Linked DNA regions of Homo sapiens: regions 1, 2, 3, 4 and 5 are each linked to region 6. Evidence: chromatin loops called from intact Hi-C (ENCODE). Cell type or tissue: chondrocyte. All regions are shown on one strand.

Region 1 (4,000 bases), 180 kb before region 6:
GGAGTGAATTTTACAAATGTTCTTAACTCATCGGTGAATCCACTAGTGAAAGAGACAAATCCTAAATGCTTCTTGAGTGGTCTGAGAGTTAGCACCTCCCCCAAAATGTCAGCAGCTGGCTCCCTGGTCTTCAGCATGCACAGGCTCCCTGTTAGCACACTCACAATTAGTCCAGGGTACTTTTTAAAGTTTTGTTTTGTTTTGTTTTGCTTGCAAATAAGAAATGCAGTACAAGAAATTTCATACAGAGACTCAGTGCAATGCAAGTGACCAGGATTCGACATACGTACTATTCAATAATTGAAGTATATTTTATGGTATAAGAACTAAAAATATTGGTTTTTATATTTTTTCCAAATGTCTTTTCAAAGAGTGGTGGAATTAGTTATAAATATTAGCCATTACTTTGTGGAAGAAATCTTTAATCAATTTCAAAAGTTACCTGCTGTTTTTAAAAATCATACTATAAGTCGACTGAGTTCACCTCTTTACTCCTTCACAAATGCCTGTCTTGTGCTTTTCTGGTAATACTTTATTATATATTATTACTTGGGTTATAAGCAGTTATATCAAGATATAAATTTATAAAGTGACACATTTTCAATACCAACCATGTATGTCAACTTATTCCATAATAGCACATTCCATCAGATTAAACTGCAAAAGATTTCCCACATTTGTTTTACATTCTATATGTATGGCTTATGAACAGAAATTTTGACGAATTCCAGCTGGTTTGAATATGCCGGCCAACTCTTATATAACAGATTCTTTTCAATTCTTATTGTATTCAATGAGGCCCGTTTTAAGTGGGCCACCTGGTAGGGTGAAGCACTAATGTATCTCCATAGAAAAAATAAGAAAACAAATCGCCCAACTAAACGTAAGACCATCTTCTCAAACTACATTACTATTACATTTCTAATATAAGTGAGAAATAGTTCTAATCTTTTGGAAAAGTTGAATTAAAATTTAAACAAACTAGCAACCCCATGAACTATTAAATTGCTCATTGATCTATTATAACAACAACATTAAAATAATTTCCACCATTCCTGTGTGTTGCCTGGTTTCACAAAGCTATCATACACATTTTGGCCACCCCCTGCATTCCCCACACCCTTCTGCTTCCATCCAGCTGGAAGACATCAAGGGCACAGAAGCCAAGTGAAATGTTGACCCCACCCTCCTCCATCCATTTTAAGGCACCTTCAAAGCCAGAACACTGATCTAGTTCAGTTTCGTCAACAAAGCCAGCCATACTGCTATTTAAGACTCCAGTTTGGGGTTTTTGTAACTGCACATTAACATAAGAGGTTTGATTTTTAGTCAAAAACTTCAGCTGCACTGAATTCCATCCTATTGCTGTACCCCTTCTGCAGAAGGGTCCTCATTATTAAATCTTCAAAATCTTTTCTTTTAGTGTGGGAGCTCTTTCCTTATAATGTCAACCTCTCTGAACTAGCCATTAGACCCTGAAGGATAGAATGTTTCCCTTCCCAAAAGTCAAAACGGAACAGCCATTATGGTAGTGCAAATGCACATTTTCCCCCAAATTTGCACACCCCATATAATTCGTGCACTGTAACAGATGACAGTCATTCCAGCATGCACAGGAACACTCTTGTCAAGACATGCAGGAGCGGAGCAGGGGCTGGGGGGACAGAAGAGCTGCAAGAGGACAAATAACTTACTTTGTTGTTCCCCTATGCATGTAGCCGCAAGGAAAAGAAAGAGAAATATGTTAAACAGAAATTTATTTTAAAATTATGAGGGTTTTTTCTTCTACTTTCTCTGGATATTAAAAAAAATAAAATGAGGTTTTTCTTGCTAGAGTGAAATCAAAACAAATGATTTAACTATTCACTGACATCTCATACATACACATACAGCATCCAGAGCTCATGGACAAGTCAAAGAATCCACATAGGTTACATGAAATCATACATTTATAACAGCAGAAACTTAGAACAGTTGCCCCCTTTCTTTCTATTTGGAATACCTGGGGTATGGGAACGTGGCCAGAAAGAATTGGTTTGAATCAGTAATAAGTGAACTGTTAGCGTGAAAGGCAGAGCATTTTGTGTGCCGGCTTGCCCTTTCCTGACAGCTCCTCCTCCAACATGCCAAGCAGTGGAAAATTTCATCAGCCAGTGCATTTTTAAACAAACACTGCATCCTTGGTTTCAAAGAAGGTGGAAAAAAAAAAAAAGAAGGAAAAGAGAGCAGAGGAAAGGAGTGGGTGGTTCTAGGGAGACAGGGTAAGCAGACCAAGTTACGACCTCCATCTGGACCATTCCTTTATTTTGTAAATTATGAGTTTTGCCTTAGGTTGGCATGGGAAGCAAGGACTGTATAGTGGGGATGCTGCCAAAACAAACATGAGTCCACACTCAAGAAATGGGTCTGGAAAGGTTAGTCACAAAAATGTAGTCATTTCTAAAAGCGACACTCTGGGTAAAGACACAGAACCGCCAGCAGCAGGCGGCAGGGCAAATGGCTCTCCTGTTTCAACCCTGAGCTGCAAGAGTATGATTTATATCAAACAATTTAACTCACATATGGCCTAAAAAAATAAGACGGTGATTCATTACTCCCGGGGCAGCCCAAGTCCTCACAAGGTCAGATCCTGTGGGGGAGACGTGATGGGATATGGGCCGGGAACAGATCTGAACTCTTCTCACAAGGGGCCCAGAAGGAATTTCTCGCTGAGACACAGGGTGGAAGAGAGCTGTGAGTAAAGTGTGTGCATCTGTGGAGACCTAGAACAGGGCGGAGTCACAGGTCTGGCTGTAGATTTGGCATTTAGTTTTAAGTTGAGGATGTGAAGGGGGAAATAATATATACAGATATTTTCTGGAGAGCGGAAAGGTAATGATCCCAGGAGAGTGTGTTTTCTGGAAAACAATGCCAATTCGTGACTCTAGGGAAATGCCTAATCCAGGGACCATCATATTTAATAAAGAAAACATAAATTTAAAGACACTGATAAAATAGTGAAGAGAAGTTTCTTGGCATTGTGAGTTGCCGTGATATAACCGTTAACACCCTGGCTTATCTGAGACATAAATAATGGCATAAGAACGAATGAAGGGAAAAAAAGAGTCCTTTTTAAAAATGATGCCAACTGTTCAATAAGGCAATAAAGATCCCCACTGGGAATTTTACCGGGAATAAAAGTCTTATTTTAGAGAATAATGGGACCCTGGTTCTCCCAAGTAGTGCAATATTGCTGAAAATACTTCAAACAGATGGAGTTTATTGCATTCCACAGCAGTGCAGCTTTTGATCTACCAAATAAGTTTCAGGAGTTCAACCAAGTATTTTTGCACATTAGGGAATGACTGGCTTCCCCACTCGATGGCAGATGGTTCTGTTTGTAGTGGCAACAATGATGTCACAGGGTAGGAGGCCTTAATCCTTAAATACAAGAAACACACAAGCGGAGGACGTGGTGTGGCTTGGCCATTTCTTGTTTCATTCAATCATTTCCCAACTGTCTATTCTGAGAGAGGCGTAACAGTCATGAATGGTGAAATGTAAATGCTTTATAATTCCCTTCACTACTCTGTGTGGCAGCAATTTATGTTTAGATCCCTGAAAGCACTTCATTGAAGAAAAACTAAGACTCTTCAGAATTGGCCATGTAGCTCTTCTAAGTTTTGCTGAAAATGCTAAGAACAAAGTTATGTGTTGGGGGCTAAGTACCAAGCATTTTAAGTCTTGTATTATTAGACTGCTGAAAAAATGCATATGAGGGGTCATCAGCACTTTAATAAATATGTATGCAGGTCTGTGGCTATTCCTCTTCTTCTCCTACAATAACGCAGAGACTTTTTCTCCTGTTATTTGACACAGAGAAAAATTCACTTTCAGAGTTTGTCCAAGAGGAATTTCTGAAGTTTCAAAAGGACTTCATTGTAAAGTGGTTTCAATCTGCAAAGCCGACCTAAAAACATCAGTTATGACTGGGACAGTCCTGAATTCAGAAGGAATAGTG
Region 2 (4,000 bases), 130 kb before region 6:
TGCATTTGCTAATTAATTTGTGCCAATTTGGGAATTATTCAAGTGCAAACACCCATACACTAGTATTCTGTGCAAATGTATAGACATAAGAGACCCTTTTTGGGGTACAATAGTCCACTATCCAAATCTACTCAATTAAATAGTTTTCTAAAGTTTGTGTATTTCAAATGAATATGCTTTTACTATAAGAATCTGTGTATTAAAAGGAACTGAAAAATGCTTCCAATTATTTTTCAATCCAACATAAATTAATTATTCTCAAGCTTTCTCACAAAATAATTGCTCCCTCCAAAGGTGGCAAAGCATCAATCGTTTCCTCAACACACACACTCAATCATTTCCTACAATAAAGGGAGAAAAATGACATACAGTCTGGCAAGATTATGCTTATGAAACCAGTTTGCTAGTGAAAATAAGCAAAGTGAATTTCAGCAACAGAAAACTGGCCTAACTCCTCTGGGTTAAGCATGGGGAGACTGATCTTGTGTCCCGGGAAAAGTCGCAGTGATAATAGAAACTACCAGAGAAAGAACATTTTAACCTCCAAATTAAGTCAATCACTGTGGTCTGCTGGGGTTCTTCTCTAGTCAGCATGTGCTGGGGTTTGTTATGGAAATGCCACAGAACTTTAGAGGCAGTGAAGTAAATGGTACAATGAGACACTGGCTGAGTTTGTATACTTATGCAACAAGTCACATGCTGATATTCCTGATTTTTAACTGAAGGCAGGACACAGCAGGGATGTTTATGAGCTAAAGGGCTAGTGAATCACACACTTGCCTTCTCCCCAGTGGCATGGCAAAAAATGTATAGTGAGTGCTTCCCTGAAGGTGACTACATTTGTTACAATTCAAACTTGTCCAACCTGTGGCCCACGGCTGCATGAGGCCCAGGATGGCTTTGGATGTGGTCCAACATGAATTCGTAAACTTTCTTAAAACATTGTGAGGTTTTCTTGCAATTTTTTTTAGCTCATCAGCTATTGTTAGTTTTAGTGTATTTTATGTGTGGCCCAAGACAATTCTTCTTCCAATGTGGCCAGGGAAACCAAAAGATTGGGCACCCCTGCATTACATATTGTGAAACACTAATGGCCCTTTGAAGGGGCTATAAATGATGAGTTGTGACAGCATTAGTAAAGTAAGAAAATACTTGAAATATTGACTTTGGGCAGAAAAAAAACCATAGCTATTTATACACCTAAGGAAAATAGACTGGCGCATTCTTCATAAGTGCTTTGTCATTTTGATTCTCTTGTACCTTGAACAGAATACAAAAAAAGTAGAATTATGGGTCAAACCAAGTGTTCACTTCAACTGTATTTATATAACAGAAAACATCAGGAAAGGCAGAGAGGTTTTCCTTGCAATGAATCTCTGAGCTGAGAGATGCTTTCAGAGATGCTTTCCTTTAGGAACAGACTAATTTTTTATGCAGTCATAATTTTATATAAATTGTTTGGGAAGTATCTGTACCACCTCTCAGGGCTAATGTAATCTATTAGGAATATAATTGACAGAACTTCAGTGCAGCCTATATTTTTTTATTCAAGGCTTCTTATTCTAGTAGTTTTCAATTTGGGGGAAAATCACAGTCACATAATTCAATGACATTAACACTTGAAAACACATCTCATCTTTTCATAATGAAGAATCCTAATGCTTTCGCTATTTTCATAAAAGATAATTCTCTTACCTCATCAATTATTTTAATTATTATTTACAGAATCTTTTCTGGTTATATTACACCTTTTTTTGCAATTGACTGGCAACTTTTTAATATATAATGTGTTAGGTTATAAAACACCATAATTTTGTACATCAGTAGTGTGTTTTCTATTCTTGATGATGTCTACTTGACCACATCAACACATTGCATAGATACTTTCAGAACTAGTCTACAGAGACTCCTACACTCACTGCCTTTGATCAGACTCCAAGAATCTATGACTACAGTTTGGACCATTTTCCTCTAAATTTACATGACACCTCAGGTTTTTCCACATTTCAATTAGTCTGCCATTTTCCTGCTCACTACTAAAACGCTGTGAAATCCTCTAAAGATTGTCTTTTCACTACCCAAGTGAGCCTGATCTGCAAAATATGAGTTTTTGCAAAGTATTTCTGATTACTTATACAAACGTTAAGGCTGGTTAGAGTCCTAGAAATCTAGAAAATTAGGATCATGAGAAATCTCATTTGTTATACTATATCATTAACAGAAATATCCATCTCTTTCCAATACACTACTAGAGTCATGAATGCAGAGGACAAGGACCATTTTTGTACCCATTAGCTCCTACCTCAGAGCCTAATACATAACAGATGCTCAATAAAGCACTTATAGGTTGAATAATTTCTACCCTTAATCTTTCTCAGAGACAGTTTTCTAGCCACATATTTTTTTAAAGAAAACATAATGAACTTTTTTTGAATTCCACCATGATTCAGATTTTTGTCAATGGCTATTTGAAAGCTTAAATATGTACTTATTCATTCATTATTGTCACAAATACTTAACTTTCCAAACAACTCATAGAGTTGTAAGGCATGCTTTCCTCTCAAAGGAACTATCTTGCCTTTTGTCTAACTTATAATTCTCATACTCTTTATTGTAATTGACATCAGCTTATCGAATATGGAAGTGAGGTTCCCCATTTAGGATTCTGGGGATACTCTAACTCATAAGAAGAATCTCAGAAGCAGGTTGAAGGTATCAATAATAAACAGTGGTATCACACTCAAGACTGGTTTATAATTAACAAGAACACTCACTCAATAAGGCCAGCTGGAACATAGTCCTATACACACACACACACACACACACACACACATTAAGATTTTTTTTCTGTGATTATTACAAGCTAATTTGTGTTACAGGATTTAAAAGAATTATAACACAATTTACACATAAATCTTCCTAAACATAATTTAAAATCTAATCCTTAATAATGCATTTCAAACTTCTTCCTGTTTAGAGAATATTAGCAAAATAAGTTATCGGAAAAAGTTATGAGGAAATGGTAGTGCAGAAAATAGTCAAGTGAGTATATACTATAGGGGTCACCTAAGCCAAATTCCCCCATCAGGCAGGACTCTCTTCTATGACATCATTCACAGGTAGGATTTACCATTTGTTTCTTTTTGCCCAGACAGTCCCAGTTTATTGCCAAGTGCTGTCCCACACTAATTATTAATACTGTCCCCTTTTACTCTCAAGAGTGATGATAAATTAGGACACCCTACCAATAAGTTGTTATCTAGCTTCTGCTAAAGTGCTCTGGAAATGGGGGGAGGCTTGCTAACTCACAAGTTGCCCATTCTATTTTTAAAAAGCTATACTAAAAATATATACTATATATGTAATACATAAAATCTTAAGAGTATTAAAAACCTCTTCCTGATGATATGCTGATATCTTTTTCTGAGCCACTTTTACACATTACTAATTCAGTCCTCTGGAAAGACAACGCAGAATGCGAGTCCTTCAGTTCCATAAGGCAACTTTCATGCCTTCCTTAATTTTTGACAAGTTAAACATAAAACACTTCAGTAAGGAAATACTCTTCAAGGAGAAATTTCAAGGCAATAAAAATTATCTTTTAATAATAGATGATGTTACGGAACTATATTTCAGATGTTTTCATGGGAGCCAGGTTCTCCAAAGGAGTAGCAGCACCTGACAGTGTGCTTTCTCAGAACTTCTGGCTTGAGTACACTATGTGTGTTTCCATGGGCTGGAAACAAATATTTGTTTTCCAAGAGTGTCAGACCAGTTGAGCCATGTGAAAGAAAAAATTAATAATCATCTCTGGTGGGGAGAGGCAACAGAAGTTAGCAGGTAAGGTGGTTTTGAAAAGAGCAAGAAGGTTGAAATGTCAACAACTGTATCTTTCTCAAGTTTTTTTTTCTTCATTTATGATTCAGGTATTTGAAAGAAGGCACTATAAAGAAGCAGACATGCAGCATGCCAAAAAATCCAAATATTTTCCAGATTGTAG
Region 3 (4,000 bases), 220 kb before region 6:
TTGAAGGTTCTACTGAGGATAGAGTACAGGATGAAATAAAAATGCTATTTATGGTCTCAGGCCTGAAAATTCCCAGGAAAAAGAAGTGTCTGACTTAGCGTAAAAGAAAGTATCTATGTTTTAACATTCAAATGTGATCTCAGCTAGTTTCTACTAGACAGACATCACCATTCCCTGACCGTCATAATTGGCACTAAGGTAGGCAAATGGTTGAACGGGAAAGGAGAAGTTACGAAGCTTTCTTCTAGTCTCTACTTTAAAAAGAAAGTTGCCCCTCCCACATAAGCCTTACTGGTTCTTTCTGAGACCCAGTGAAACGAGAACAAGTGCAGAAGGGACACAGGATGCTCAGGAAATCCCATAGTGGGCCAGACCCAAGGTCAGCCACCCCAATAAGTCTCAAGAGTCATCCTGTGCGGGAGCTCAAAGCTGTTCTCTGACTTCTGTTGTAAAAGTCAGGTATAGCCCCAGTTTTCTTAGTAGCCATTTGTGGCTCTCATTCATAAATCTGGCTAAAAGATTTCTGAATTCATTTACATTTCCTGCCAGTCCCACCTTTTGGGACTAATGAGTTCCACAAGTTTATAACCTGCTATGTGAAGTAGATTTCCTTTCATTTGCCCTAAACTTACTGCACTCTGTTTTAAAGAGTGCCTTCCTTGTCCTAAGAAGAAAATGTAAACAGAATTATAAGATGAGGACAGATTGGCTAAAGTAAGCAGGGCAGAAAAAGAGCAAAGGTGTTACAAGCAACCGCAGACTACCTTAAATCCATAGTGTAGTTTTAAAAGGCAAACATGGCTGGAATGCATGATCCAGAGGGGAGCTGGGTGTGTTACACAACAATAGCTCCATTGTTCTTAGCACTTGTTAGACCCTTGCAGGGGCTCTGCATTTTGCCTGAGGCTCTACTGCTCAAATGAAAGGGAGAGCTTGAATATTTAGCAGATATTAAGAAAACGGATTAAAATACTGGAAGTAAAAGTAAACAAATTTGGATGTCTCAGGGTATACAAGAGAAAGTTATTCTATATAAAAATAGTAGGATACTATCTATAAAGTGAAAAATAGTTGTTTTACATTTGAATTAAAGCACAAAGAGGAGTCAAAATGCATCAGATGATGATTTAGCTTTGCTATAAGAAGGAACTTCCTGACACCTATTATTATATGTAAGACCAAGTGGAGATAGAAAACTTTGCATTTTATTTTGTTTTGAATGTTCATAATTCCAAATTGATTTGGGGTTCATCTTACCTTTGTACATCCCTCAGTGGATTATAAAGATAGCTAAATGAGTTATTTACCCAGAGGGATATGGTAATATTGAATTAGGCATCTTACAAAATAAATTTGTGATGAAAATACTAATATGTACACTTTTAAAAATTATAAGGAAACAACTAATTTTTTTAAAAAAATCAATTTTAGTGTGCTAAAGTAGACTAAATAGTAGACTAAACTATCTGTTGCATTTTTTTCCTCCAAGGTCATAGTATACAGTTGATTATAGGAAAGTCTTGTGTTTTAATGGAAAATAGGGCAAAGGTTATGTGCAACAGGAATCCAGTCATGTGGAGCTTGCAGAACGCAGGTTAGGCTCATAAAACTGCTCATTAAAATGCTGTGTTCTGAAGCAAAAGCAAATAAATGAGCTCAGGGAAAAGAGCCGCAGAAAATTGTCTAGAAATATTTCCATGAAAGACTGTGAAAATAGTCCTTCCCAGTCATAAGAAACGTGCAGATATTGCTTATACAAATAGCCCACACTTAAAAGACTTTTAAATACCTTCCCTGAAATGCTGGTTTTGACCTTCTGCCAAGAGCTACTTAAGGTTTTTTTTTTTTTATTTTTCTGAATAGACTGTATGATGAGTAAAAAATAAAAAGGCATATACACCAGAAGCTTTTAAAACAACATGAGAAGAACAGTTTGGTTATTACTCCCTACTCCAAATTGTAGTTTAAACTTAGCAAGTTCACAAGTTCTACAATGGTTTTAAATGCCAATCTCAAATTAAAGAAATTAAGACAAAAAAAATCTTCAAGATTTATAGGGCTCCCTGATTCTCTACATTTTACTATCTTACAGTAGAGAAAACATAGATTGAGGAATCTAAAAAAAAAGTAATAGTTATGGCTTGCTGGCAAAATAATGAACAGCAAGAAGATTTCTAAGAAGACAGCCCCAAAGCAATTCAGACAGACCATGCTTACACAACGGCTGGCTGGTCTATGCGGCCTCAAGCCAAAAACAACAGCCAGCAGCTCCCATCACTTAGAAAGGAAACTGCACTACTTGATGCTGATTAAATGTGTGTGTGTGTGTGTGTGTGTGTGTGTGTGTGTGTTTTGTGGGAGTTGTTCAGATGCCCATCTGATTTTCAGTATAAATTCAGTGATGCCCCAGGCCCCGTCTGAGCCACCAGAGGGGCAACCAGGTGAAATCTCACCATGCTAAGTGATTAACCAGAGTGAAGCCAGCTCACAGAAAACAGACTGCTCCAGAAAGAAGCACAAGTAATGAGTCATGTGGTCTGAAATCATACCGACTACTCTGTCTGTGGCTTTTTTTTCCTTGCACCATTTCCACAGTGTGTTAGAATCAGGAAGGGAGACCCGGAAAGGAGTCAAATATGAGCATGGAAATTTTATGTGCTTTTTATTATCTTAAGTAAAAAGAATTACCAGTGGCAACATTCCCTTTATACTTCTACAACTTATTTTATCTCAAGAAAAGCAGTCTGGAGCTGGCTTGTGAGAAGCAATGAATCAAACTGAGAGAGACTCCTTCTAAAAGCCAGGCTGGATCACAGCAGGCTTCTGGCCAACATTTACTCTGCTGTTTCAGTCAGGTTTCACTGCTGTTGTTGCTGTTTCATTCTGGTGGGGGAGGGAGCTGACTGAGAGTCTTGTAGAGATTTGGCTAAAATAAAAATAGAGCTATTTTACAAAGCTAAACCAACTCACATCCTGTGAGATAGCCTAGATGTTTGATAAACCACATCTTGGCAACAACAGCTCATCTCTGAGTTAGCTGTAAAAAGGGATTTTCCTAATTCATCCAGCTCTAAACAAAATAACCCGCTCTTCTTTCTTCCCACTGGTGTTTGACATACCTTATTCAGGAATAATTATTTCTTTTACTTTAGTAGATTTTAAAAGCTAGCATTGTTCTTTCCATAGTGGTCATTTACATTTTTACCTACGCACACACACATATACACACGCGCACATTCTTGCACAAGTTAGCAAGATTTAAAGCCTCTCATTTTTTATTCTTGAAGTCCCGAAAGGGAAACTGCTATTCATGTGCCAAAGAACACAGCCATTCATTATTATTTTTTCTTTATTTCTCTCTGTATACCCTCCCAATAGGATTAAAAGCGGTCTGGGATGTAGGGTATGAAGGCAGAAGAAGGAGAGGAGTGGGAGGTAGGAAAAGATGGCATTTTAATAGCCTCTACCACACTGATTCAGCACAGTAGGAACCTTGTGCTTCAGACTCAAACTGTTTCCTTCCTGTTCAGCATTGCACTTGGCCCACTTTTCCTGAAGCCATGCATTGATGTCTGTGGACAGAACTGGAGGTAACATATAAATGGCCTTTCTTAGAATATGGGAGGATGGAGAGGTCTAAGGAAGCTATCATTAACACTATCTTTGATTTGTAAAATAATTTTCATCTTGAAATAATTTGTCTTATTAAAAGGTTGAAAATTAATACAAAGAATTCCTGTACATCCTTCACCCAGATTCTTCGAATGTTAGTATCTTACAAAACTACACAACAATGATCAAGATAAGGAAATTGACATTGTAATACTATGACCCAGGATCTAATCCTCAATCATGTATTACATTTAGTTATGCCTCTTTAGTCTCCTTTAATTTGGAGCAATACCTCAGTCTTTTTTCATCTTTTATGACCCTAATAATTTTGTACAGTATTGACCAGTTATTTTGTACAGTGTCCTTCAATTTGATGTTTCCTCGTTAT
Region 4 (4,000 bases), 140 kb after region 6:
CAGAACAGCTTGTACTTTCATTCCAACATGCTGCCTGCTTCCTCCTCTTGCTGCCTATTTGCCAATCCTTTTCACTGTGCCATCTGGAACCATCTTTATTGTCACCAAATTACTCCAACACACTCACACTCTTGTCTAAACAATAGCTCTCACTTCCTTGCCTTTATTTAAACTGAGTTCTCTTTTTTATGCCTTTCAGGTAGAGACTGTATATTCTCCCATGCTCCACAGAGCCCAGGGTTAGAGGAAAAGAGTAGAGATTAAAGAATTTTTCTTACTCCTTGGTGCTTCTCCAAACCCAAATCTTCCACCTTCACATTAAAACATTGCTTTGGAACCTGACATCGTCTGGGTAAAGCAGCTTCTATTCCCCCTTGTTGCTGTCTTCTACCAAATGTCTACAACACCCATTTTCAACACAAACACACACACACATTTTTTGAAGGTTTTAGCATCATCATGTTAGTCCTCACTCCCCTTAGTTCCGCCATTATCCAAGCAGCAGCAATGTGCATGAGGACGATGTATCCAGTCCGCTGGCTATTGAGTTCCTTGCCTGCTTCTATTCAATAATTTTTCAACTGCAGGCCATTTTAGCAATTTCCTCCCATGACCACATCCTGGACATTTATAACCTGGACTTGTTCCAGCTGTAAATCATAAACTCTAATATACATCTCTTTAACCACAAACTCCTATTCTCCCATTTTTCTTTCTTCTCTTTATAGGAACACATTGCTATTCTTCAATCTTGTCCAGAAGCCCATCCCTGAAACCATTTCATCTTCCTCAAAACATACAGATTCTTTTTTATTTCACTTTCTTCCAAGTATTTCACAGTCTGTCTTTCCAATTATTATTTTGCCAATATCCTCAACTCTTTTGCCCACTTTTATCTTCCATTCAACCCTCCCTGCAAAATCCTGATCTAAAAGCAACCCAAGTATTTGCCTCTTCAACCTCCCAGCTGCTGAGTGGTTTTGGGAATTACACAACCACTAAGCTTGGTGCAGATGCACTATGGCCTCAATAGAGTCCCCCAGTGCTGCCCACTTTCTCCTTCCATATTTCTCCACAGCAGCTGGTCAAAATACATTTCTCCCCAAATGTCTTACACAACCCCCTTCTCTCTTATCATCCTTACCTCACCCCCACCCCAGTTCTTCCTCAGCTGATAGCCTTGCTCCCCACTTACAGTGAAAAAATCTATGTCAATAGGCAATAAATTATTCAAATACCTCTCCAGATATCTACATATAGGCCTCATGTACACTTCCTTACTTCACTCTTATCTCAATGGAAAAAAATAGTTTTTCTTGTATTCAAGGTACCTGGCAGCCACTCAAGAAATGTTGGAGAGCAAGAAGGGGAGGGGGAAGAAATAGAGGAAAAAGAGGAAGGGGAGGGGGCAGGAGAGGAGGGAGGGGAAGATCCTAAAACTCAGCAATGAAAAATGGAGTTCTTACAGAACTTTAGAAGAATTTCGCTTTTTTTCATTGTCATATTTTATTTACACTGCCAACAAAATAACTGTATGAATCTAGTTTAATTATATATTCTGGGGATGGCTTGTAGAATATGTTTTTATAACAACTTTTAAAAGAGCTATTACATTAATGGAAATGTTAGAAACTCATGGTCACATCAGAATCCAGGAGTAAGATGTAATTGCATAGGAAACTATTAATTGTGTTTTAATGTCTTTGAAATAAGAAAGACATAAGAGCACAATTATTCTGTAACACTAAAGTCATCATTATTAAACACTTTTACCTTGAATAGCAATGCAACATCCATATATTAATATAAAGAGAATTTCTGAAAAAAATGAAGATTCATGTTACTAATTGGCAATTAAATTCAGAAAAAGAGAGAATATATTTATTATCTTCTTACTTTTTTAAGTCTTTTTCATGAACAGTGTTTCTTTTCTACATTAAATTTCTACATTCAAACTCCACAAAGAGCATCAGGGAAATTTTTAACTTCTTCAAGCAGCGTCTTTACAGTGACCCCCAGTGGCAAAAAAGGAATGAACGCATTAGAAATCCACGTTGAGGCCTTTTACATTGATGATAATAACAAGCTCTATTTTAACAGCACATTCACTTTATCATTGTGCCTTCACATTTTTCTTTTGTTCTTACTTTTTAAAAATCCAAATTTTACACTCACACATTCACATTCAAGTCCTAAAAATATTCTTCCTTTTTTTCACAGTAAATTTTATAATCATATCATTTTCCCAATTAAATCAGCATATCAAAGAATATATACTTTCATAAAAAGCTTTTTTAAGCCTATAAAGCTAATGTGTTTGTTGTCATATTTTCAAATCTAAATAAGACTCAATTTACTTTTTTAAAGCTTAAAATGAAAGTGTTCCTCTATACTTGGGCAAGCCCATTTCTCAACATGCAGATAAATGATCTACTCTTTGCAAACAAGCTGAATTATAACATGACTTAGCGTTTGTCTTGTTCAAGCCCAATGCATAGTAAATTCTCAATTTAAAAGAACAATGAATTGGATAGAACTTGTAAAACAAATTTTTCAAAGACTCCAAACCCTTCAGGTTTAGTCTTTGTTTCTATTTTATAATTGAGTTTATGGGTCTCAACCATATTATAAAAAGCTCAAAAACATATTCCTGAAGAAGTCAAAACATGGCTTCTATAAGCTACATATGAAGTCATTTTTTAATCTGATTTTTTCATACATATTAACTGATTCAATAAATATCAAGTAGCATTTGGGCGCTCAATGCAATTAATTAGCATCTATTACATTTGTTAAATTGGTCAAATAAGCAAAGAATTTTAAGGTAAAATGGAAATCTAATTGGGGTGAAGAACAGGTGCAGAGACAGATATAGTACCTGGAAAATAGGTTTCCTCCATGAATTGTTTTTATTTTTGCAGTTTATAAACATATTCTTTATATTCTGAGTGTTGACAATGCCTGGATGTTTGAAGCTTCTGCTCAACTAAGCAGCACCTCCACCATCTCTATGACCAGACAGCAGATTGGATATCTGCTAAATGTTGCCAAAGGTCAATGAATATCAGTTTACATCACCCATGGATTTTTAACATTTTCCAGATTTAAGAGGGAGATATCAAAAAGCAAACGCTGAAGGAGGTATGTAGGGACACACCCCCATAAGATGAATTTAAAAGTCTGCCACCAGCTGAGTAGTTAATTCTGGCCCAATTCACGAATTTCATCTCAAGAGAAGATGGTGCCCTCTTTCCCAGCCAGAGGTCTCACATTCCTCTTGGGATGGTTTTATACTCTAGGAAGACCTCTGGTCATGCTAGATTTAGAAATGAAATTCATTTGCTGTGAAATAAATCACCGTGAAAGGGATTTCCAGACACATTTGCCTCCCTAGCGAGGCCTTTGAACAGCCCTCTATTGTAGATGACAAACTGGATGGGTAATGCTAAAATACTGCTGTGCTCAGAAGATAAAAGGCACAGTTATAGTCTTCATGGGTAATGAACTCATGATCAAGTAATCAATCAACACCACCACTAACTCCTCTGCTTTCCATACAGGAAATGTGAATGTCTCTCAAGGGTGAACGGTTCAGCCAGGGTATAGCAATATCTATAAAACAAGCAGATGTCAGTGACACTGCTAGGCACCTTGAGCAGCAGTGTAAACATAATGTCTTTATTATACAATCATTAGAACTTACCAGGATAGGCAGATATTCAGCCATCATAAATAAACTCAATACGATCAAAAGCTATCTCCCCACTAATCAATTTATCAACTAACTTCATCTGTCTCCATGTCCTCTTCCTTTCCTATGATTAAAATGGAAAAATAATCCAATTCTCTTCAATCTATGGCCAGGACTCTCACAGGTGCCCTGTATCCCATCCTCATTCTCCTAAATCAAGGACATTTCTCACTCATTTTTCCTGCCTTTATCCCATTCTCCTGCATTTATCTCATCTCTATCCTCCATCACCAATTTAATTTCTCTTCT
Region 5 (4,000 bases), 200 kb before region 6:
TGTGTGCATATGTGTATGTATGTATATGTATGTGTGATTTAGATTATCTGCTCTTTAAAATTATGCAGAATTTTTGACTTCACATCAATAAAAAGAATGAGAACTACTTTCCATTTTGATGTGCTTGACTTTGGAGCCAAATTAATAAGGAGAGAAGGGAGTAGTTCACTTAGGAAGCCCTTCATTCTCACTTGGCTGAGAACTGTTTTGTCTTCCAACATTATTGTCTCTAATATAATCAGTTTCCCTTTCTGAAGAAACCTCAAATAAGAAAGCAAGACACAGCTGAGAAAATATGTTTTGAGAACTAAATATTTTTAACTGTGATGAAACTAAAGCTTTTTGTTTAATTCCTTTCTATGAAATGAGAAACAGAAACTCTCAACTAACTGTTAGGGTTTCAGGCTAATGCCTCTGAACTTTCGAGAAAGACAATTCTTATTCCCTCTATGATTATAATTATGTTTTCTTTTCCAAGCTATATTTTAAAAGAATGCCAGTTTAGAGAAAAACTCTAGGCACATCTGATGTGGACATGAGACCCTACATATTAATGATCAACAGATAGAATAAAACTTTTATAAGGCTATAAAATATGAAGTATTCTGAAAGCTTTTGGTACTAGTATGCTTAATGGAATACAATTAATAGAATGCTTCTTTAGAAAAACACATTTTGTGATTTTTTTTGTGAGCACATGTACACATATACATGTATGTTGGTAATGGAATATAGAATTCTGATGGCTATTTTTCTTCAAAATTCAAATCAACCATTAATATTTTGAAGTGATTCCTCGTCTATTTCGAGTTTGAGCTGAGTCTCATCATAAAACACTGTGAGAAAGGAAACAAACTGCATAGATTCCATTTGGCAAATCAGAGGCCTGTAGATCTGACTGTGGTTCAGCCGCTGGCGCCATCAGTTCGGCTCCAAATCAAAAGCTGTGGAAGGAGGTAATTAGCAGGGACTCTAGACCACTCAGTTGGCAACAGCAGGCTTCTTATAGCCACTGGGAAAGTGGGTGGGAAGGGGTTCAGAAATATTCTGTAAAACAACATTTCTCCTTCAGAATAGAAGATTGCAATTATAGGGCCATTTTCGTGGGGAAAAAGCCAACTTTAACGCTTGTTTTAACACATTTGTGAAGGTGTCAATATTTAAAGAGAAAGTTCAGCCACTACCAAGGGAAATAATTACAGCCTCTAGTTCAATAAGAAGACGAGAATAGAAGACAATACCTTCTAACCCACTCACAACAGTAAAAGGGTAACATAACCTGGGCAGAGCAACCACTCACAATTCTTGGCAAAATATGGTTGCAATTCCTCATCCCATTAATTCCAGCAGAAATTAAACCAATGAGAGGCATTTTTTGCCAACGCAATGAAAATATAATTATGTAAGTCACTTTCAGAGGATGAAGTCCTCTGAATCTTGCCTGGCCGGGCTGTTGATTTTTCAAACTTGAGTGCTCAATGGAAAGAAATTGGCTACATTCGAGCTGCTCAATTTGGCTGTAGACGTGATCATTTACAGATGAAGGCAAAGCAGCCCTGAAGTGAACAGAAGATGAGAAGACTGCGTTCCAAATTGACCAGCTGAAGGAAAGTTTATATTTTAAAAAAACAATTACTTGGTCAGTGACTCATGGGGAAAGAATTCTTAAGCTTTCTTCAGGGAAACCCCAGTAAATAACATGTAAAAATAAAATGGAGATGGTGTTATCTGTTTGGTTGAGCCGTTCAGTTCACATAATAAACCTTTTGGCAAAAAAAAGGACCATTCTGAACACGATTATTCTCTCCGGGAAATCCCCAAACAGTAAGAACTACTGTGGCTTCCTTAAAATTTTACAGAATATTTTGTATCTCAGACTTGCATGTGAAATAAAAACTTGGAAGAAATATGGGAAAAAATCTGCTTTTTGTTATAGGGTTGAGGATTTTTCAGCTGGCTGCTTCTATGATTCACACTGCACTCGACTCCTCTGAAACTCAAAACCACATATCATAAAAAGCAACATGGGCTCGAGTTAGTCTTCCTGCTTTGTCCCTAGGAGAACTGACTGCTCTAAGTATGCCCCACAAGACACACAAGAGAAATGAATGAAAAGTTATCGGCCTGCATCAATTTACTGGAATATGGTGTAAATCATATACTTTAAAGGACAGCTGGAATTTTACTTTTTTTTTTTAAAGTGGATTTCACTGACATAATCTATAACAGTTTCAGTTCCTCTCTTTTTAATTAGTAAAAGCTTTTGGAATTTTGTTGTTTTTAGTCTCTAAGAACATCGCAAGAAAAAAAGGTTGAGAAAATATGTTATAAATGATTAAAGAAAGCCCTGCTTGCTGGTGCTAGGAATAGTTAAAGCTTCTCTATTCCCCAACCCCCTGCCCAGAATGCTTTGTTAAAGCCACACGGTGTCTAATCAGCATGTCTTTAGATTATTTTATGTTAATTGAAATTATGGTTAGTCTTAGAGGTTAATGTATACATGCACATGTGGCTTCAAAGCCTTCCCAAATTACTGGCTTAGCTCCTTCGCCTTAGGGAGGCCTGATCTGTGATAAAACTGACCGCATTAAACCAAGTTTATTGCTATGGAGTTTAACATAATGGAGAAAATATATTTTGCAGGTTTCTTTAAGAATTCCCCATTCTAAAACGCTCTCTTAGGATCCCTCAAAAAAGGTAAGAAAAAAAGAGGAAATGTAAAAGGGAAGGACAAAGAAACTGACTCATATCAGAAACAATAGCTTTACAGATTACTAAGAAGCAATGGAGAAGGCAAAGAACAAGACTGTCATAGATTGTGACTTCTACAACATGTTTACTTTTTTTTCCCTTTAACTTTTATTTTAGGTTCAGGGGTACACATGCAAGTTTGTTACATAGGTAAGCTCATGTCATGGGGGTTTGGTGTACCAACAATAGGTATTTTTCTGATCCTTTCTCTCCTCCCACTCTCCACCCTCAAATAGGCCCCAGTGTCTGTTGTTTCTCTCCTTGGGTCACTTGTTCTCATTATTTGACTCTCACTTATAAATGAAAACATGTAATATTTGGTTTTCTGTTCCTGTGTTCATTTGCTAACGATAATGGTCTCTAGCTTCATCCATGTTGCTGCAAAGGACATAATCTTGTTCTTTTTAATGGCCGCAGAGTATTTTATGGTGTATATATACTACATTTTCTTTATCTAGTCTACCACTGATGAGCATTTAGGTTAATTCCATATCTTTGCTATCATGAATAGTGCTGCAAGGAACATATGCATGCATGTGTCCTTATGGTAGAACAATTTATATTCCTTTGGGCCTGTAACCAATAATGGAATTGCTGGGTCAAATTGTAATTCTGTTTTTATTCTTTGAGGAAACGCCACACTGCTTTCCACAATGGTTGAACTAATTTACATTCCCACCATCAGTGTATGAACATTCCCTTTTCTCTGCAACCTCGCCACCATCTGCTATTTTTTTATTTTTTTAATAGTAGCCATACTGACTGGTATGAGATGCTATCTCATTTTGGTTTTGATTTGAATTTCTCTTCTCTAATGATTAGTGATGTTGAACATTTTTTCATATGCTTATTGGCTGGATGTATCTTCTTTTGAGAAGTGTCTGTGTGTGTCCTTTGTGTACTTTTTAATGGGATTGTTTGGTTTTTGCTTGTAAATTTGTTTAAGAAGTTCCTTATAGACACTGGTTTGGTTTTATTGCAATTGCTTTTGGCGTCTTCGTCAGGAAATATTTGCAAATTCCTATGTCCAGAATGGTATCGCCTAAGTTATCTTCCAGGGTTTTTATACTTATAGATTTTACATTTAGGTCTTTAATCCATCTTGAGTTAATTTTCGTTTATGGTGAAAGAAGGGGCCCAATTTCAATCTTCTGCATATAGCTAGCCAGTTATCCTAGGTCCAGTTAGGGAATAGGGAGTCCTTTCCCCAATGCTTTTATCAGCTTTGTTGAAAATTAGATGGCTGAAG
Region 6 (4,000 bases):
AGAGGGGAAGAGGGGGAGAGAGAGAGAGAGAGAGAGACAGACAGACAGACAGACAGACAGAAACTTATCTGCCCTTTTTGACGAGTGAAATACCAGAAAATAAAGTGCCACAGGAAAGCTCAAAAAGGTTTCCAAATGAGCTCTGCCTTCCAGTGTTCAACTTTCTGTTTACTATTTCATCTACCCTCTATCTTCAAATTACTTCTCTAGCCTGGGTCAGACAGTAAATTTGTACTTCTACACTAACTCACTTTCAGTTGGCCACAGCCGAACTGTACATCTTGACTCTTTTTTTTTTACAGCTTTTCCATACTGGGGCCCACTTCCTGCCCAGTTGAGGAAAAAAATCTGGCCTGAAGATGAAATGACTGCTTAACGTTACACTAAAACATCTGGTACCATTTTATGCACAGACCCATGTCTGAGAGCAGGCGATTCTAGCGGTCTCTCCAGCGGCACAGCGCATACCCAAACCTCCCCAGGGTGACATCATCCCATATATGGACTCTCCAGCCCAGCCCTCCCCCTTTTCCTGGTCCTAAATTCATTGCCAGTTCCCCAGTCTGCAGCAAATGTGCCACGTCAAGACTGGAAATCACAGCCCTTGAGTGTGTCTCAGTCAGCGCAGCAGAATTCAGGGGGGAAAGCTGAATGCAACCCCTGGTGCAGGAAGGGAGGCTTTTCCTGAGGACCGGGAGAGGATTTTAAGTACATAGAAGGAAGCTTCTGGAGATCCTGCTCCGTCGCCCCAGTGTTCAGACTACCTGTTCAGGACAATGCCGTTGTACAGTAGTCTGCACATTGGTTAGACTGGGCAAGGGAGAGCAACGCCATGGACCGCTGGGGACAAAATGGGCTGTTTCCAAGGAGAAGACATTTGTTTGCTCCTTTTTTGAATCTCATATCCAGTGTTTTTCTTCACAGGTTTTGCACACTAGGGACCAAGAAGCCCTCGGGGACACTGCTGAGAAAAGACTGCCGAAGGGAAGACCAGCGGGTAAGGCCTTCTTGACTGCTCACCTGGTCTGTGACCAAGGGAACCTAGGTGGGGAGCCCATGATTTGTGTTAACATGCAAGGGAAACAGAGGTACATGTGTGATGGGTAGAGATGTATTTAATTTTAAAAGAGCAAAAGTGTGTGGTATATAGCGATTTACTGTTTTTTTTTTTTTTATTTCTGAAGATTGATAATTCAAGTGTTTTCTTAAAGGTTTTCCCACTTCAAAATGAAATATGAAAAAACTCATTCCAGACACTTAAGAATAGTTTAATGAGGCTACTTTTGAATTGTTTAATAATAATTCAAAGATTTAAAAACTTATATGGATGAAGGCTGTATGTATAACTTTTAACATCCCAGGACTGAAGTCATTTTTCCCCAAAGTAAAGAATACTTGCTGGTTTTTAAATGCTATATGGATAGTGCTTTTCTGAAGATTTCCTTCTGTAATATAAACAACAGGAATAATAGTACCTAACAATAAAAGAAGAACCTGCCAAGTCTTGCCTACCAGACAATGCAGATGGGATTTGCCCAGAGAAGAGCACCGACCCACAACTTATTGAGTCAGCAACTGAGTAAATCAGGGAATAAAAACCTCTATCTTTAGATACCCCTGTAAATATCTGTTTTACATTTTTTTTAAATCAAAGAGTGGTTAATAATTGCTGCTCAGCTGAGCCCTCTTGCCTATAGCTTACAATGCTTCCACTTCTCTGAGCATTTAAAATAAGGCACTTTGTCTAGAAACCCACTGATAAAAAAGGAATTTGTAAACGAAGGCAGAAGTTTTCTTTGGTCAGTTTCCAGCTGTCCTGGAGGTGAAAGAGGGTGGGAGAGGGGGAGGAAGGTGGGAGGGAAGAAAACCCTCAAGCTGAATGAAATCCTAATAGAGAAAATAATAGAGCAAGTCTGGATTGCAATGTGATCTGTGCTGAACTTTAGAGGTCGGCCCCTTAAAGAAAGTTCTGGAAAAATGTTATTGCCTCATCCCTAATTTTCTTAACCCCCATTAATTTCTATTCCGAAACAATTCTATATAATGAAAACATCTCTTCTACAGGGTTTGTGAAAAATAAACATAATCTCTTTTGTCCTCCTTTAAAGTTACAGTGGTTCCTGAACAAATTCTTTTCTAAGTTATACATTTTGCAACAATTCAAAAATTGACTCAAGTTCTCTTTAGCAAAATATTTTATTATAAAAGATTCCCTAAGTTTTCTTTTGTCAAAACAACTTACTTTAAAAATTACCCTTCTGATCACCCCAAAATGTGTATAAAGAAAACATTAAGTATTCTCATATATTCATGATTATTAGTTAAAATATAAACAGCAAGGAGAAATTTAGCTACTTTCACTTAGATGATATAGTAAAGTTATCCTTTCATTTTCTATTGTGACTTGGAGAGTTCCATATTAATTATTTTTAGTAGAACAAATGAGATGTTAAAAATCTATATAGTTTCTTTTACATAAGAAAACTAAAAAAAGTAACTTAGAGGAGCTCATTTTTTCAAGAAATATATTTTTTCTAATTGATACAATTACTGAAGAGGAAAAATAGCTAACAAGGTACTTTGGTAATGTTTTTCTCAAATTTTCTGGGTTTTTTTTTTTTTTTTACTCTAGAAATGATTACATTTCAAAATTTGCTTTCATTTAATGTATATTTAATTTCAATTTCTTTCTTCATGTTAAACGGTCTTTTTGTTTCAAAGAAATGAATCCCTATGGGTCCCTCACCTATTTTCTCCCTCAGGATGACTTTTAGTCTGGAGATAGAAGGGACATAAGGGTGCCTCTGGCATAAGTACAGGAGTAGAAATATAAGAATTACTTTGTAAAAGGATAACCAAGGAGTTCCTGCACATGCTTGATGTGGCTCTAGCGACTTATTTTCGAGGCAAAGTTTTAACAAATGAAAACGAATAGTACTTATTTTTCAATTATATGGGCTAAATTAAAGATCAAAGGTAAAAGCTCATTTTATAAAGCTCTGCTGAATGAAGGCAGGATTGTAGTTTATGCGCTGGTACACACGCCCACATTTATATACATTATAGCCATATCTATATCCAGGTAAATTAGAAAAATGTTTAATTTTATTTTCATATTACTTTATAAGGAGATATACAAATATTTTAGGGATCATGGAATCTATTCCAGAGGAAACTAACCAACAGTGAGCATCTTCAACTAAAACTACCCCTGGATGTAATAAGTGTAAGTATTAAAATTAAACATTATATGTGGTCATGAAGAGAAAATTGTTTCAGGGTCTGTCCAAACTACACTTCATAGAAATTTCATAATTATTTTTCATTTTAGCATGTGAATGATTGATAAATTGGACTAGGTACTGGGTTAAAAGGACTTTTCCACCATCTAAGAGAAAGGAAGTTCAGAGCCTTAGCTTCAACACCACAATTTCTTAACTGGAAAAGGATCAATCTAAAACGGTGGACTTAAATTTTCAAACTCATTTTTCTTTTAGGCCACAGATCTCAAAATCAAAGAAAGACTGTTTACTATAGGACAAAGTTTCACACTGATCACTTTCCTGTAGTTAGTCAATAGGCTTAATATCCTTCCTGCTTGGCATTCGGGCTTTCGGCCCAGATAATATGTTTATGTTTGTAAAAGACCAAAATATACTATCTACCCCCACCTCTCGCCTACAGACCACCCATGTATTTCACTCTGTGGGAAACAGTTTAGGCATAAAAATCCTAACGAAAGAATTCTCCCCACTTTTTTGGTTGAAGTCTTAAGCTGTTATAAGATATAAAAAGTACAACTTGGTAATGTGAAAAAATTCACTCATCCACAAGCATCCATGCTCGGTAAAGAGACGCCAAAGCTTTCACTTACTCTGTAAGGGATCTGCTCTTTATAAACAATGCACTTTACTCTGCTCTAAGGAGAATAGCCCACCCATCACAATAACGTCAAAATAATAACTAAGAGACCATCACTCAGAAATCCTGGCTTAAAATA

What was found. Peaks named below come from ENCODE experiments on the same cell type or tissue, not always from the same donor. Only the 100,000 strongest peaks of a DNase experiment are listed, where the experiment ranks them.
Region 1: it touches region 6 in a loop (7-fold over the local background); 7 of 110 quality-filtered maps call a loop at or near these places.
Region 2: a loop joins it to region 6, with 2.6 times the contacts of the local background. A loop is called at or near these places in 4 of 110 quality-filtered maps.
Region 3: a loop joins it to region 6, with 5 times the contacts of the local background. A loop is called at or near these places in 14 of 110 quality-filtered maps.
Region 4: it touches region 6 in a loop (4-fold over the local background); 9 of 110 quality-filtered maps call a loop at or near these places.
Region 5: it touches region 6 in a loop (5-fold over the local background); 13 of 110 quality-filtered maps call a loop at or near these places.

Annotation. Positions count from the first base shown.
Region 1 is chr1:172,321,035-172,325,034 of GRCh38, reverse strand. DNM3 (dynamin 3) reads right to left here. Exons shown (of 21, transcript NM_015569.5): 17 at 1,695-1,706. Among named protein-coding and RNA genes, the nearest start is that of C1orf105, 98 kb to the left of the region's middle. In chondrocyte, CTCF peaks have their summits at 2,267 and 2,468; no DNase peak of the experiment used is centred here.
Region 2 is chr1:172,275,391-172,279,390 of GRCh38, reverse strand. The region is part of intron 15 of DNM3 (dynamin 3); the gene reads right to left. Among named protein-coding and RNA genes, the nearest start is that of DNM3OS, 130 kb to the right of the region's middle. RefSeq lists an enhancer at 390-1,044. In chondrocyte, no CTCF peak of the experiment used is centred here; no DNase peak of the experiment used is centred here.
Region 3 is chr1:172,357,477-172,361,476 of GRCh38, reverse strand. The region is part of intron 17 of DNM3 (dynamin 3); the gene reads right to left. Among named protein-coding and RNA genes, the nearest start is that of C1orf105, 61 kb to the left of the region's middle. RefSeq lists enhancers at 477-1,103, 2,584-2,663. In chondrocyte, no CTCF peak of the experiment used is centred here; no DNase peak of the experiment used is centred here.
Region 4 is chr1:172,000,953-172,004,952 of GRCh38, reverse strand. The region is part of intron 4 of DNM3 (dynamin 3); the gene reads right to left. Among named protein-coding and RNA genes, the nearest start is that of MIR3120, 140 kb to the left of the region's middle. In chondrocyte, CTCF peaks have their summits at 1,798 and 2,008 (motif pointing left); no DNase peak of the experiment used is centred here.
Region 5 is chr1:172,341,587-172,345,586 of GRCh38, reverse strand. The region is part of intron 17 of DNM3 (dynamin 3); the gene reads right to left. Among named protein-coding and RNA genes, the nearest start is that of C1orf105, 77 kb to the left of the region's middle. RefSeq lists an enhancer at 2,814-2,923. In chondrocyte, no CTCF peak of the experiment used is centred here; no DNase peak of the experiment used is centred here.
Region 6 is chr1:172,141,362-172,145,361 of GRCh38, reverse strand. The region is part of intron 14 of DNM3 (dynamin 3); the gene reads right to left. It overlaps DNM3OS (DNM3 opposite strand/antisense RNA), which reads left to right and starts at 527. Exons shown (of 4, transcript NR_103486.1): 1 at 527-708; 2 at 925-997; 3 at 3,149-3,226. MIR199A2 (microRNA 199a-2) reads left to right here and starts at 718; the gene lies at 718-827. In chondrocyte, a CTCF peak has its summit at 1,651; a DNase peak (open chromatin) is centred at 611.